Linked DNA regions of Mus musculus: region 2 is linked to region 1. The links are chromatin loops, found by intact Hi-C in ENCODE. Cell type or tissue: left cerebral cortex. All regions are shown on one strand.

Region 1 (8,000 bases):
GGTCCATGGTTCTTTGAGAAATGAGCTAAGCCCAAGTGCCCGTTGCTTTCTGCTTCATGGCTGTGGATGCAAGGTGATGAGATACACACCATAAGTAGCTGCTGCCTCTGTGGCTTCCTCATGATGGACTGTCACCACAAACTGTGAGCCAAAGCAAACCTCCCCTCCCTTAAGTAGCATTTGTCAGTCTTTGGCACAATGACAGGAAAAGCAATGAAACAGTTGCAGAGTCAGAATCCCAGATCTCACACAAGATCTTGCAGAGGAGTCCAGTGATCCACGATACTCAACACTTGACAAACTACACAGAGTCCTACATGTACACCACAGTCATCATCTGTCAGCACCCCCCCCCCCCACACACACACACACACACAAACCCACAGGCATTCATGATGGATGCACACACAGTCCCCCAGGGGCACTGTTTAGTTGTGAACACCTACATGGACATGAACTGCAAACAGACTCTATCTAATGATCCTCCGAGAGAAGCTAAGCCTTGTTGTGTTCAGGATGACTTAAGGATGTAGCTTCAGATCCTATTTTCAACACCTAATGCTGGGAAAGGCAGCAGATAGCAGATAAGATTCCTTGCTCCTTAGATCAGAGAAAATCCCTGAATTCAGGCTCTGGACTGAGAAATTCCCCAATCAAGAATTTGCCCTTGCCTCCCTCCAGCCAACCCTGCTTCCAGATCTAATATTCAAACATGCATATCAGGATGCCTGGAAGACTTCACCTTCTGTTTAGGGCTTTCTACTGTCTTACCCGCATTCACGCGACCGGCCAGGAAGAACGCAGCAAACCAGAATCTTCTGCGGCAAAACTTTATTGCTTACATCTTCAGGAGCAAGAGTGCAAGAGAGCAAGAGCTCTATTGCTTACATCTTTAGGAGCCAGAGCACAAGAGCACAAGAGAGCAAGAGCCAGAGCAAGAGCAAGAGCAAGAGAGCAAATGGCGAAACCCCGTCCCTTTTTAAGGAGAATTATTCTCCACCTAGGACGTATTACTCCCTGATTGGCTGCAGCCCATCGGCCGAGTTGTCGTCACGGGGAAGGCAGAGCACATGGGGTGGAAAACTACCCTTGGCACATGCGCAGATTATTTGTTTACCACTTAGAACACAGGATGTCAGTGCCATCTTGCAACGGCGAATGTGAGGGCGGCTTCCTACACTACTGAGCTGAAATACCTGTTCTCCTAGGTAGGTACTAGGAGCACATTCCTTGATCTTTTTCTCGTGAGGAGCCATTGTATCCAATGACCATTGTGTTTTGATTGCTCACAGTTTGAAGGATAGATGGTTCATGTGAAAACTAAAGCCAAACAAGCTTTGATTACACATGGTCATATTTACAGAAAAGCTTGGACAACAAAGTACAGAGAGGCATTCTCAAAAGTGCACACCTTTCTCTCCACACATTAGGACCCAGGTCTAATGCTGCAACTTATGACAACTACCAGACCCAACCCATCAGCCCTGACACACCGCCATCGCTAGGAAACTGAGGCTTTAGCTGAGTGAATGGGAAATCGCAAAATCCACAGAACTGGTGGTTAGTGAGTGCTCACACTGACATCTCAAGATGGCCAGTGACCAGGAAGCACCAACTTCTTCAGTTTCTCTCTCAATGGCAAGTGTCTTAGTCCATCTTCAATTGCTCCAATTGAGTGCCTGGAGTGTGTAAGTAAAATCGTTTTCTGGCTAGAGGATCCCAACAGCAGGTATCCTGTAGATGGTTCACCCGTCCCCCTGCCCCCTTGACCTCCCAACCTTGGCAGAGAATTGGCTCATGTGCTTGTAGGGAATCAAGAGATGAATGAGCTGGAGCTCCTCTTTTATAAGAGCACAAAGACCCCCCCCACACACACACACACTTACAAGGCAACATTAAGCCCTTCTGGGAGTAAAGACAGCATGACCTGACCCTCCCCATGTGGAAGTGTGGCGGTTTGTATAAGAACAACACCTATAGCCTCATATACTTGAATGCTTAGTCATGAGGGAATGGTACTCTTTGAGAAGGATTAGGAGCTGTGAACTTGTTAGAGGAAGTGTGTCACTGGGGGTGGGCTTTGGGGTTTTAAATGTTCAAGGAGTTTCAGTGGCTCTCTCTTCCTGTTGCCTGTGGATCCAGATGTGGCACTCTCAGCTACTTCTCCAGTGCCATGTCTGCTTGTGTGGCCGTGGTGTCTCTCACAACAAAAGAACACTGACTAAGACAGGAGGTGTCTCAAAGACTCCATCACCTGGATGCCACCACAGTGGGACATGAAACTGGAGAACAAATTACATGAAAACTCCAGTGACAAGGAAGCACAGTCAAGGTAAAGGAAAGTCTGCCACTCGTATTCCAGGTTTTCAAACCTTTTCCAACTTGTCTTTAATGATGATGCGTGAGCTGCTGGAGTGGAAGGCTTTGTTTCCTTCCTAAACCTTGGATGTGACGATCGTCATTATTAACTTGTGGGTACACTGAGAACAAAAGTACCCTGGCAGTGATGGGAAGTCCTTACTCTGCTGGAAAGCTTCTCAGGGTGTTTTCTCTGGGCTAAAAGCAGAGGCTACCTTCAGCACTGGCTCGCCCCTCTCCTTCAGATGCACATTGGAGGACTTGACATCACTCCACAGAGAAATGAGGAGAATAGGGAAGGGTGTATGACTTGGCAGAGAGAAAAGATAAAAAGAAACAGAGACAGCACTTTGAAAAAGAGAGGGACAGCAATGTTGAGGAGAAGAGACTAGGAAAGAGAATCGACAGGGAAATAGACTGGAATAATTGCTTATGAGATCAAAGAAATTGAAAAAAATGTCATAATGTGCTCAGGTGTGTGTGTGTGTGTGTGTGTGTGTGTGTGTGTGTGTGTGTGCGCACACACACACACACACATTCAAATATGCCTAAGGATGGGAGAGGTGGTGGGAAAAGAAAAGGATATGAGCCACCTTTTGGAGGTAAGTGAACTACTGATCCTCATCAAAGATGCTTCTCTTTATAATAAATGGACAACATCACAGACAACCACAGCTGGACAAAATAGAGAGATTAACAACTCATGGAGCACCCAGACACAGCTGGTCTTTCTACATTATAGCTCCTGCATCTATAACTCAGTGAACACCCCAGAAGAGAAGAGAGAAAGATAATAAAACCAGAATACCAGGAAGCCAGCTGTGAAGCCTCCTAGAAATGACTGTCTAAACAAGACCAGAGCAATTGGAATTGTCTATGGACATGTTAACATGGGGAGAAAAAATTGTGGGTTATCACCCTTAGACAAACAAGCAACTAATGACTACTAGGAGAGGGGAAATAGCCTCTCCCAGGGATTGAGACCCTTATTGGCTGTCTAATTTATACTGGACAACCTTAAAAACATATACACACAAACAACAAAACAGACACCGGAAGTCATATTTATTCACACATACACATGCACACTCACGCACGTACACATGCACACACGCATGACAAATGCAAAGAAAAAGGGGCTATCAACTTGAGACACGGTAAGACATGGGAAGATCTTAAGGGAGGAAGCTGGGAAGGTCTGGAGAGAAGAAAGTAAGGAGGGAAATTATGTCATCCTATTTCAGCTTAATGTATTGGAAAATAACAAAAATTAAATATTACATTTTAAAAATGTGCAAATGAAGAGAGAAATTACAGATGCTGTATGCAAGTGTGTATGAAAGCAGGATAGGAAGGGAGATGAATAGACAGACAGACAGACAGATGAGAGGAACTTGTTAGTCATAGAGCAAGCATAATCAATAAGTATCAAATCCCTTCAAATTGATTCAATGCATGATCAATTTCCCAAAGCCACTTCAAAAAAATGATTTATCTGGGATCATTACAAAATTCACATAATTAGAAAAAAAATCTATTTCTTTTAAAATTTATAGTTTACTGAAACTTGTATGGAAACATCTTTGGAGATGTCACTGCCCTTTTGATTGGTTTTCATTTCATATTACTAAATAATATTTAAATAGGTAGTTATTCTAGATATTTCTTGTCAAGTTCTCCTATTTTTTAACTTATTTTTCTCAGCTCTGGTCTGCTAGAGCAGACAAAAAATGACCCTCTTTAGGGTAAAGGGAGAGGGAGTCTGAATACATCTGAGAGGAAGTAGAAAGAGGAGAGGTGGGGGAGTGGACAACAGGCAGCTTGAATTCGGGATCAAGGGTGTGGTGGTTTGAATGAGAATGCCCCACCACCACCACCATAGGCTAACAGATTTCAATGCTTGGTCACCAGGAAGTGGCACCATTTGAGAGGATTAGGAAGTGTGACCTTGTTGGAAGAAGTATGTCACTAGGAGTGTGCTTCTGGGTTTCAAAAGCCCAAGCCAGGCATAGTGCCCCTCTCTTCTTGCTGCTTCCAGATCAGGAAATTCCACTCTCAGCTACTTCTCCAACACCAGATCTGTGTGCACACTGCCATGCTCCCTGCCACGACAATAATGAATTAAGCCTCTGAAACAGTAAGCAAGCCCCAGTTAAATGCTTTCTTTCTTTTACAGGAGTTGCTATGGTCATGGTGTCTCTTTACAGCAATAGAGCACTGAGTAAGACAGAAGACCAGGCAGGAAGAATCGTAAACTTTATAGATCGGAAAAGTAACACATTTAGATAGAGTATTTAACAATTGATTATTTAGGAAAATGTTCAGACAAGGCTTTTGTTTCTGTAAAAGTTTCATGCAACAATGAATGATCTATTGTCAGTTTCTGGGGGATGGGATACAAAACTGGAAGTATAAACAAGAGCATTTGTGGTCCAGGGTGGTTATAACAGGATACCCAAACATCTCTGCTGGCACAGTGTCCTAAGCAGTGTGAAGGTTCCAGAAGTGGATCTAAATCAAGTATGCCTGTAGGAGGTGTTATCTCCAGAAACCCCAAAAGATGAGTAGGTGGGAGATGGAGGAAGGCAGGGACAGCTGCCATAGTTCAAAACGAGAATTCAAACATTTCCATTCCAGAAATGACTAAGCCTGTTGGAAAGGTAATCCAGGATCCTGGATGCTGCTTGGGTATCCAGCACAGACTGACTGGAGATTGGGTGCTCAGTGAGTACCAGAGATGGGGAAAGGCATTCTCACATCCCACTCGGAGTTCACGCTCTGGCCAGTTTCCCAAATAAAGTAGATATGAAAGCCTCTGAGAAGGACAGAGGCCCAGAAGGAGAGCATGCTGGGAAGAAAGTTAATCTCCTGGGCATAGGTGTGACAGCCCATGGTGTGTGTGCACATGCAGAATTAAGTGAAATGCCTTGAAAGAAACCAGAGGAATAGCAAGTGGGAACCAGGACAGTATCCAGTCACATGATGGTAAGATTCCTTACAAAGAATGGCATGGACCAAGGTGGAAGAAGAGACTTTACAATGACTGGAATAGAGTAGAAAATGTGGGAACAACCTAACAGGCCATGTTTGGGGGCAGAAGCTTTGACAGTACAACCATATTAAGACAAAATTGGATACAAAGGGGCGAAGTGCAGGGCTCAAAGGTGTGGCACCCAGGTCACCATGTTCTGGAGTCCAGTTGGGTGAGTTTGACTTTAAGGATCATTCATTCAGTAGTCCCTGGCTCTTGTCTCCAATAAAAGGAAGGATGAGCCCAGAGCAGAGAAGGCAGAAGAGACCGAGAATGCTTCTGGCTCACTAGACAGGCTTTGGAAATTTACAAGCAAGAGAAAAGAAAGTTTTATATGCTTCTGCATGCTTTGACCTTTCTGGAAAATTCTAGTGCTGCCATAAGGCTCAACTTTTTGAAAATGAACAGCCACCTTTCAGAGCATGACTGAAGTCCATAGTGCCATTTGCCAGTAAGTCCTGCCCTTTTGCTATGTAGAAGCCTGCGTATCTCAGCCTGGAATGAAATTGAACGGATTAGTTTAGCTTGCTAAACCTTGGTTCACAAGATTGTGCATTTGAATTTTATAATATGGAAAATTAATTTCTTAAGTTATTAGGACAGAAAATTCAATAGAATTAATTCTCCTGGCTCAAAAAATAATCAGAGGTCACCATGGCAACACACATCAATGGAGCAACACACCATGGATGAAGCACCTCCCAAGTTTGGCTATTTATTCAGCACCTCTCTCTTCTCTGGCCCTGGTAGCATTTAGAAGGGTGACCAAGGCACCTGGGGCTCTGTTGCTGCTGAGTCTGGGTTCAAGGAGAGTCAAGATGAAGCTGACATGGCAGCTGTCCTGCCTGAGGTAGGCCCACATTCCTAGGGACCAAGAAGGGAAGGGTTGGTGGAAATAAAAACCATGCTCAAATTCATAAGATGAGTGTGGGAATGAAGCAGCCGTGGCAGGATTCAGGTCATTTACTTCATGCTAAATGTAACTTCTTGGAAATGAGAGAAAAATCGGCTCACACACACTAAGGGGGTTTCAAGGTTGAGTAGTCCTAGCTGACAGAAGTGAGGACACTGATCCCCTTTCCCACTTGATTTTTCTCTGCACTGGGCTAAGACAAAAGAGGATTTTTGGGAGGGGGGGCTGATTCTGTTTTCATGAGAAACAGGGTGATTGACAGCATCCACTCTACAGCAGCCAAGGTTGAATGCAAGTCTGCCACTATCTAACCTTAGAAGACATTTCTCTGAGCTTTGATTAAACTATCTGCAAAATAGTGTGTGGGGGTGCGTGGGGTATGGGGGTTGTTATGTGTGTGCATGTATGTGTGCGAATATTAGTTCTTTTGAGTGGAATGAAAAATAGTTAACAAAATATTAACAAAGCTCCAGGCAAATGATAGGGCATTCCTTTCTCTATACAGAAGAATATAAACAGACAGGGCACGCATGTGGATCTCTCAGACTTTTGATCTAAGGAATAAAAAACAATTCAGATAAGTCAATTCAAGGCAAAGAGGGTGTGCTAGGGTTTGGTTAAGGTCGGGGGAGTACCTTTCAAGCCCCAGGTATTAAGCACTTGATCTTCAGTGTAGCTAGCAGTGGGAAGCAAGACATTTAAGAGCAAAGTTTCGTGGGAGGTCTCCAGTCAATTGGAGGAAGAGGGAGGGGATCCCAATTTTTCTTGTCCTGTCATGGCAAGACCTCCACAGAGCTGAGCTAGTGCTGCCATCACATCTTTGAGGCTACAGAATCTGTAATTCAGTCCATTTCTTCACAAAGTGGTCCATATCAGATGCTGGAGGTCATGAGTTTGGGACCAGCCATAGCAACAAGGATAGATCCCATTGCAAGAGAAACAAATTTTTAAAAAAGCGAAAATAAAACAAGTAATAAAAGCAGGCTGTTTGAGATATTAGAATGCAGACGAGAGAGTAATATAGCAGCAGCCCGTGCTTTTTCCCTTTACATGTAATTTACATATAAATTAAAGAATACCGGCATATTTTTATAGTATTATAAGCTATGTTTTGGAGTTATTCACGATGCACAGAGAAGGAAAGGAAGAGAAGGATGTGGAGTCTGTTGACTCCTAGGCACACTTAGACTCAGCAAAGGAATGCTTGAACGAAACAGTGCCCTGTGAACATAGACTGGCCAGGCTCAGAAACATGGTGGCAAGGTGACATGTCCACTTGGGCTGGCATGGGAGAGCCCTTCAGGGAATATGGAGAGAAAGTAATGAGACTCCCAAACACCTACTTCAAATCAGTAGCTATAGGTGACTCCAGAACAGTCACAAAGTCTATCATCTGGACGTAGCGGATGTTTGTTTGTTTGTTTGTTTGTTTGTTTATGAACCAAACAATTCTTAGAGTGGATGCATTGCATAGGAGCAGGAGAATTTTAGACTCTTTGCCCCCAGACAGGCTTATTTCTGTACATCTTCTATCACCATGTTGCAGGATTTCTGTTCTGACCAGTCTGGCTTCCAATGGGTGGGACACACAGGGTTGGAACTGATGTAGTCTCCACCCACAGTGCTCTGGATTCTTCTTCTGCACCATTTAGATCTAAATAAACTAAGCCAAGGACCTCCTGAGACTCTTCTCCTGGC
Region 2 (8,000 bases), 150 kb before region 1:
CATGACCTTATTGTGGCAAATGTGATTCTAAGCATTTTGTGAAAGAAAATCACCTATGTTTTCAGAGTAATGACATGAGTTTGTATCTGCCACACTCTATATGACTGTAAGTTGGGATCTTGGCCAATTAGTTGAAGTCCCTGCTATTACTCTGGGTGGAGTCCTCGCCTTGTGCTCAGGTTGGTTTTCCTGAAACCTCTCCAAACCCAACCTCACTGGCTGGTGTTTTCCTTGCAATGATGTTGACTCAGTCCCCCACTTGTCCCTGAGTGTTCTGTCGAGTTTTCCTCTTTGCAGAGTCTGCCTCTCAGTCCCAGACTCTGCCCAGAGACTCTTGAAGACACTCAGCAGGGAGCAGAGGGAGGAAGGGGCAGTGAGAATAAAACCCAATTCTTGTAGCTGTTGCATAAGTGAATCCAAAAAGTACCAGTGATCTGCCCCAAATGGCTTTCCCTTCATACAAATAATTATTCTGCCCAGATGGTGGAAATAGCCCTGCTGTTATAGGCCACATTTCCAAGTTCCCTTGCTGTGACTTCCACACTCAGAGGGCAGTGGGAAGAAGCAAAAATAAACCTTTCTCCAAGAGGGCTGAAACCATTAGATCAGATGAGATCAGATCAGAGCTGTTGATTGTGGTGCAAGGGTTTTACTTTCTCGTGAGGCCTCAATAGGAACTTAGGCCTACTGTGCTGCACAGTTCACACTTCCTGGATAATTCAAACCTGAGTGTGTGACTGTTCCCTCTGTCCTTCTGTCTGATGAGAGCATCCTTCCGCCCCCACCCATCTCCAAAATTTTGGAGTGACTGTTAACCAATATCCTCGTATTCCTGGACACTGATGTAGCCAAAGAATCATACAGAAAGTTTATCTAGGACAGAGGAGCAGCATTGGAAGAGTCTGCAGCATTTATAGAAAGTGAATAGAAAATCCTGGAATGTTTGAGTTGTTCCTGAAGGATATGAAGGCCCAGAGATCAGCTCAGACTCTACCCTGGATGGATGGAAGGAGGGAGAATTCCTATAATACAAGGAATTCCTATAATAACACACAACTATTCATACTTGTTTCTTATACACATTTAAAGCCTTCTCATTCTGAGAGGCTTGTGTTTGTGTGTGTGTATGTGTGTATGTGTGTGTGTCTCAGGTGGAGAGAAGTCTAAGTGTGTGTCCATGTGCCTGAATATGCACTTTTCTATATAAAGGCATGCTTATATGCTTCTGTAACTACATATGACTAAGAATGTGTGTTCAAAAAGATTTCTCCCTCCTTCCATCCATCCAGGGTGGAGTCTGAGCTGATCTCTTGGCTACATCAGGGTTCAGGTTGAACATTTCCAATCAGTGATGGGGACCTTTCTGCCAACCAGTGCATTATGGCCAAGGATGCTGTCTCATCTGAGGAAAGACTCGATCACCTGGTACCTGCAGTCAGTACATGGTAGCTTAGAGCCTATGTCCTACTGCTCTGAATCACTGATGCATACCTAAGGCTTTCCCTTTTCTGCCCAGCTAGTCAAGCCCCATTGAGCAATGCTTTGATGTTGCTGGAACCAGAAGGTAACAATGAGCCATCGTTCATTCTGAAGTTTCTGGAGTATGCTTAGATGTGCTCTGGAAATGAAAGTCGACAAAAACCTGAAAGAAGAGGCAGAAAGTTCCAAAGCTTGAGTTTCACAAGCAGGAACCATTGGGGATGCCAGGTGAAAGTTACCAAAAAGCTGCTGAGGGACTGGGGCAGGCTTGGAGCATCATGCTTAGGTATTGGTTAGGATACCCAAACACTCAGGTGGCAGACAGGCAGCTGGAGGCAAATCTGAGAATAGAAGGAACAGAAATTAAAAATAGCAATAAGCTGTGCCCCAAAAGAGAGGAAAAAAAAGATGTTTATTCACAGAGCAGCCACCCCCGGAAAATGATTGGCACTCTTTGTTTTGTTTTGTTTTTTCATTCCTTATAGCATCCATAGGCCATAAAAATGTAGCTGGAAATTAAGAATATCACTGTCCCTCACAATGCCTGCATGGAGGCCTCAGCTCATGGCTCCACTCTGCTCTTTGAAGTAGCTCACCAGACATCTCTGCATTGGGCCTGCTGTAGCCTCCTCAGCATCCTTGGAATCCCATTATCTCTTGCTACTGTGTCTTCATGGAGAATGGTGGCCATGCCTCTACAACCTGGTCCCTACAGTGAATCCAATTCATTATGGTGGTGTCATCTAACCTTTCCTGCACTGCACAGGACACAGACCCAGCAGGCCAGGGAGACTTGGGTTTTTTGAATCTGTGTGAGCCACCAGGCAGGTGGCAGGATCTCCACCCATTCCTGAAGGAGAACCAGCCATCACTGTGTGACTGTCTCCTCCCTCTCCATGATGTTGACATCATAAACTGTCCTGAACTAATCCCATTAGCCTTGCCCTGGAACGGTTGCTTCTGGTTTTCCTGGCCATAAGTTTTAATCAAACCTGACCATCCACAAAAACTCTGTTTTATCAAATGGATGAGAGCTCTGAGTGGTCCTCTTCCTCGGTCTGCTCCCTCTGATCTGCCTCTCCATGTCCTCTCTCCATCTCCCTCTCGTGGCCTTTCCTTGTCTTCTTTCATCTCTCTCCCACCTGCACTCTTCTCTCTTCTTCCTTCATCTTCTCTACCTCCTCTCTCATCTCTTACTGACCTTTTATTTCTTTTTATCTTATCATATTCTGTATAACCCTCAAGAGCAATCACTTGGCCGTCTTCTAGCCCAGAGCTTCCAAGCTGTTTGTCTGTCTTGTGGAGCAGAAACTGAAACAGAAGAAGCAGGATGACACTTGTCTACCCCACAAATCCACGGGGCAAGGCATCCTCTAGGCATCCAGAGTGTGCTGGTCGTTTTTAGTTGACATGGCTTTGGTTATTTCTGTCTTAAGTGTCTTGATTAATGGTTCATACTTTAGTCACCAGACCCCAAACTTACCTATAATCACCCTCTCCCCAACCTTTCTCAAGACATTACTTTGTCTCTTTGTAAAACACTCAAACATGAAGTAAAAACTTTCTGGACATCCGCTTGTCCTACTGACTATGGTAATGCAGAGATGAGCCAAGGAAAGAGCCCAAGTGCTCCAGCCCAGCACCCACAGGTATGCATGGCTGTATTGGACAGTGTGGTTCAACCTTGTTCACTTGCCCAGGAATGCTCTGTTCTTTCCATTTATCATAGTTGTCATTGTTAGTATAATGTGTAAGTAGTAACTTTATTAATCATGGAGTGATTTTATTAATGACCTTATTAATTACTGAAACAAATGTTTATTGAGGAACTACTATGAAGTATTCCTTCCAGTGTAGACAGTGTCATATGGTTTCTGTAAAGCATAGGGTAGGCTGCATGGAATACAATTTCATGTGCAGTGAATGTTTGCAGAGTGCAGCTTCACTGTGCTCTAACCTGCACACATGCACACAAGCATAGCTAGGACATAACCACTGCACAGTGATGCCCTGCACAGATGTGCATACACACACACACACACACACACACACACACACATGCACACACAGAGCTATGATTTGCTTTTACTGTCCTAGAAATAACCCATCCTTTGATGGCTGCTGCACAGTGAAGCTCACAATGAACTGTGTTTAACAGGACCATTAATTTATTAGGCACTCACTTAAGACGGTTGAACCACATTAGAGCAAATGTGTTCTTGGGGGCTCTGTGAGGGCTGTGTTTATTTTCTAAAAGTTGCCATTAGGTCTAGATGGTGGGAAGACTGCCAGAGGCCACATTATGGGAGCCCTGGTCAGTCTCCTGTGCCATGTGGCTATAGAATTAGTGTGCTACTTACTGATGGGCAATCCATCCCTTAACAAGGTCCCAATTTGGCTCCTGGAATAATGAGATGAGCCTTTAGGGACCATCCATCTCTCTCCCACAGCTGAGGGCACTTCTGAGGAACATGGTCCCTTAACTGGCTTATGATGTAGTGCAGCTGAGCTGAGGCTGGTACAGCTCATTTATTTCTCAGGGGCCAAAATGAAATTTTCAGTAGAAGCTCCTCCCTCCTCCCATGAGGCTCTGCCAGGGCTGACATATTTGAAAGGGCTATATGTTAGGTAGTGAGGGGTTGGTCCATATCCCAGATCTTCTGAACAATCCTAGACAGGCAACTTATTCTTCCTAAACCCTAATTTTCCGCCTAGTGAGACAGAGATCCACATGAGAAAACAGTATTAATTGAGAACCTACTCCAATCATTTTATAGGTTAAGAGACGAACTAATTCACGTGAAGTCTATTCTCAGGAACATTGACCTATAAGCTCAAGTGATCGCTTTGAATGAAGGCACATTTCGGCCAATTTAGATGCTGGGGAGGCATGAGACAGGGGCTGTGTCTTGTTGGGCATCTGGGAGAGTGACAGCTGAGTTGAGCTCTGACAGATGGCCAGGTGTTAATCGGTTAAGCAGGGTGATGGTGGTGATGATGGCGGTGGTGGCAGTGGTGGTGGTGGCGGATGGGGAAGAGCTATGCCAGACGGAGAGAACAGCTTGTGTAAAGGCCTGGAGACTGGAGGGAACACGGTGTGTTTAGAAACCGAAATCGAGCCAGAAGGCCTGGCGCACAGACAAGGAAGGGCTGTAAGGTGGGCGGGAAGAGGCTCCTTAGGGAACCTAAGTAGAATGCTGAGGACACCTTGTTCAGAACTGGGGTCACATCTTATGGAAAAGAGAAACCTGTTGGAGGTTTTAAGCAGCCTTCGTGGTGTTTACACATAGCCATCACTCTGCCAGTGGAATGGGCGCAAAGCTGGAAGGAGACCAGACTGCTACATGTGGAAGGAAAGATTGTAGGAAATGTGATTTTATATAAATAACAAAGACTTATGCTGAATCAGGGACAAAAGACTGGAGAAAGTTAAGCTACATGATACACTGAACAGAACTGCATCAACCAAGAGAAGAGGCTCTAACTAGGACTCCCACTCTCCCTGTCCACACTGTCCAAGACCACTTACTGCATGGGCAAGTGATCACTAGTGGCAAGCGATACCCCAGACACTCAATAGACACTCATGGTGCCCATCTGTCCCCTTAAGATCTTTGCCAATTGAGTCCCACCAGCTCTGTCACAGCCTCAAGGAGCTGGATTCAAATCCCTTTCACCTTCTTCCAGAAGCTTTCAAACTTCCCACTTTCTAACTTGAGCCTCAAGTGCCAGCAGGCAGCCTTGGGCTGGCAGAGCTATGGGAAGAATCTTGCACAGCTTAAGGCTGGGAATAGCTGTGCCAAGATGTTTCTCGATTCTTCCTCCTGAAGTGTCTGACTCAGTGTGCTGCAGTTTTTTAAATTATTATTATTTAAACCTATTATTTGTGAGTTTTGTGTATGAATATAATAAATTTTGATGAAATCTGCCCTCTACTAGCTCTGCTCCAGCTCCTCCCATGCTTCATCCCCTCAACTTCTCCATCCAACTTCACGAACTCATCTGTTAAAGCCATTGAGTGCACTCGTACTGCCTGTATGTGAAGGGTGTAGAGCACCCTCTAGAACATGGGCAGTCTAAAGTCAAGCTGATACCGACTGTTCTTCATAGAACCTGGCCAAATCCTGCTGCTCTTGAACTAAAAGGAGATACCCAGTGGAAACTGAGCATCTCCCTTCAGACCAGGAGAAGGGAGGAAACAAACCAATGGGAGGATAAGAAGGCGCTGAAACTGACAAACTACAGAAACAACTCCCATAGGCTGTGTGAGGAAATCCCCACATTTAGGACCCCAGTGTTCTGATCTGTCAATTAGAGCTAGTGGTGGGTCCTCCATTGGAGTTCTGTTGAGAAAGAAAGTGAAAGTCTGTGATGGAAAATGACAGTCAATAAAGTACTTGGGGACAAGGAAATAATAAATGCATAAGTAGCCCAGCAGGATGGCTGTGAATTCAATCCAGCCTGGGCCCAAATCCAACTTTTGCCATTCCTGACCTAAGTTGAAGATAGTGAGGGAAGGCACTCGCCTTAGCATCCCACCAGCACTAAAGGGTAAAACAGTTCAGGGCTCTAACCTCACCAAGCTTATATTTCCAGAGAAGGAAGAAATTAAATAACCATGCATGTTTAAAGAACAAAACAAAACAAAACAACCCCCACCCCACCCCCCAAAAAAACCCATCTCGCAATGTCAACAGGACTCTGAAGAAACTAAAACAGTGGGAAATGACAGAGTAGCTACCTGAAAGAGATGCACATTGGACTGCTGTGTGCACATGACCTTCCAGCTCAGAGCTGACTCAGAAGAAACGTAGGTGATGATACCACACATATAGGCAGGTGATTCTCAACCCTGGTTCAGGGTTTCATTAGAACCAGCTAGAAGTTGCTTGACAGCCATTAAAATAGTATTGTTTGGGGGTAATTCTTAAGCACACAAAGGGAAGTCAGCCTCAGCTTTGTAAAAATCATGTACAGAATGATCTAGCCTGGTATTTTCATCATGAAGTACTCGATCAGGGCTAGTAGAGCAGGAATCACAAGCAGGCCATTGAAATGTGAGGTATATTATCCCATAGTTCCCAGAGGCTGAAAGGTCAAGGTTAAGGTCTCAGGAGGCAAAGGTGCCTTTATCTGCTGAGCCATCTTGCCTATATCATGAAGTTGTATTTTAACAGACTAAAATCAGAACTTTAACCCTAATGTGGGGAGGAAAACACAACTTATATGTCATCATAATTAGTCCTCACCAGTTTCCCCCCCCGTTTCAAACCTTCCTCTTGATTTTCTCGTCTTCCCATTTGGCTCTTCACTCCAGAGATTCTTGTAATCATAACGTCATCCCTTTCTGGAACTTTAAAGCAAAACCCTTCCAAATAAGTACCTTGATTTATGATAGGAGAGGAAGAGGAAGAGAGGGAGGGGGAAGGGGAGGGAGGGAGGGGGGAAGAGAGAGGGAAAGAGAGAGAGAGGGAGGGAGAGAGAGGGGGAGGGAGAGAGAGAGAGAGAGAGAGAGAGAGAGAGAGAGAGAGAGAGAGAGAGAGAGAGAGGCAAAGACTTCCCAGATGGAGCATGCCTGGTAGTGTTACTCATGCTATTTTGTTCTCTGATGTTTAACCCACAGGAGTAAGGGAGAAAGGAGAAGTCTCCCATCCCAGAATTGCCACTTCTTAGGGGACACTAGCAGTGTGGAACCACAGCACTGACTGTTATCTGTAAAAAGGAGATGCTATGGGCTGCAAAAATGGCTTGGTAGTTAGCACTGGCTGCTCTGCCTGAGGACCTGATTGAATTTCCAGCACGCACATGGTGGTTTCCAACAGCTGCAACTCCAGTTCTGTGGACTCTAACATGCTTTTCTGGCCTCCTTGGACACTGCATGAGGATGGTGCTCACACATACACATGGCACATGGCAACCAATTAAACAGAACACTTGTCCTAAGCATGGTCACCGAGCTATGCCATATGGTGTTGACAGAGTCAGGGGCTTTTGATTTCATAGGGTTTTCAAGGTTGGTGCCTTGGTGCTATGTGTGAGCCCCATTCTAAGTTGGAGAGAGCTATTTTCAGAACAGAAGGCAGAGGGGAGACTTGCTAGCAAGTTTCACAGTAGCCACCATCATCAGAGGCACAATGGCTGACAACTCTTACATAATTTTTCTTTTCTGGGCTCTTGTCAGGACCAGATTCCAGTGCCCACTGGGATTTTATACAGGAACCTGTGGGTTTTCCTTTGACATTGAAGACAATGTATTCTCCCCAAGGAGGGAGACATCAAGCCTCTGCCACGTCTGTAGATAACTGGAGGATGAAGAGAAAAAGGAGCTCCTTTGGCTCAAAGGCCCAGTAGTGAAGGTGACCTGCTTTATATGCTTATATGACATGATGGCAGGACAACCTTTACATGCAATAAAATCATAAGTATGGGTTGGATTTTCTCAGGAACCTGGCCAAAGACAAAAAGAGTCATGCGGTTTTTTTTCCAAAGGCAATCCTTCTTCCAAGGTGAGAGAAGAATGA

What was found. Peaks named below come from ENCODE experiments on the same cell type or tissue, not always from the same donor. Only the 100,000 strongest peaks of a DNase experiment are listed, where the experiment ranks them.
Region 2: it touches region 1 in a loop (6-fold over the local background); 2 of 42 quality-filtered maps call a loop at or near these places.

Annotation. Positions count from the first base shown.
Region 1 is chr7:124,831,749-124,839,748 of GRCm38, forward strand. No RefSeq gene overlaps it. Among named protein-coding and RNA genes, the nearest start is that of 3100003L05Rik, 130 kb to the left of the region's middle. In left cerebral cortex, a CTCF peak has its summit at 4,880; DNase peaks (open chromatin) are centred at 4,953 and 7,915; H3K27ac peaks cover 238 bases.
Region 2 is chr7:124,676,834-124,684,833 of GRCm38, forward strand. All of the region lies in intron 1 of 3100003L05Rik (RIKEN cDNA 3100003L05 gene), which reads right to left. Among named protein-coding and RNA genes, the nearest start is that of 3100003L05Rik, 28 kb to the right of the region's middle. In left cerebral cortex, no CTCF peak of the experiment used is centred here; DNase peaks (open chromatin) are centred at 4,584 and 5,121; H3K27ac peaks cover 1,988 bases.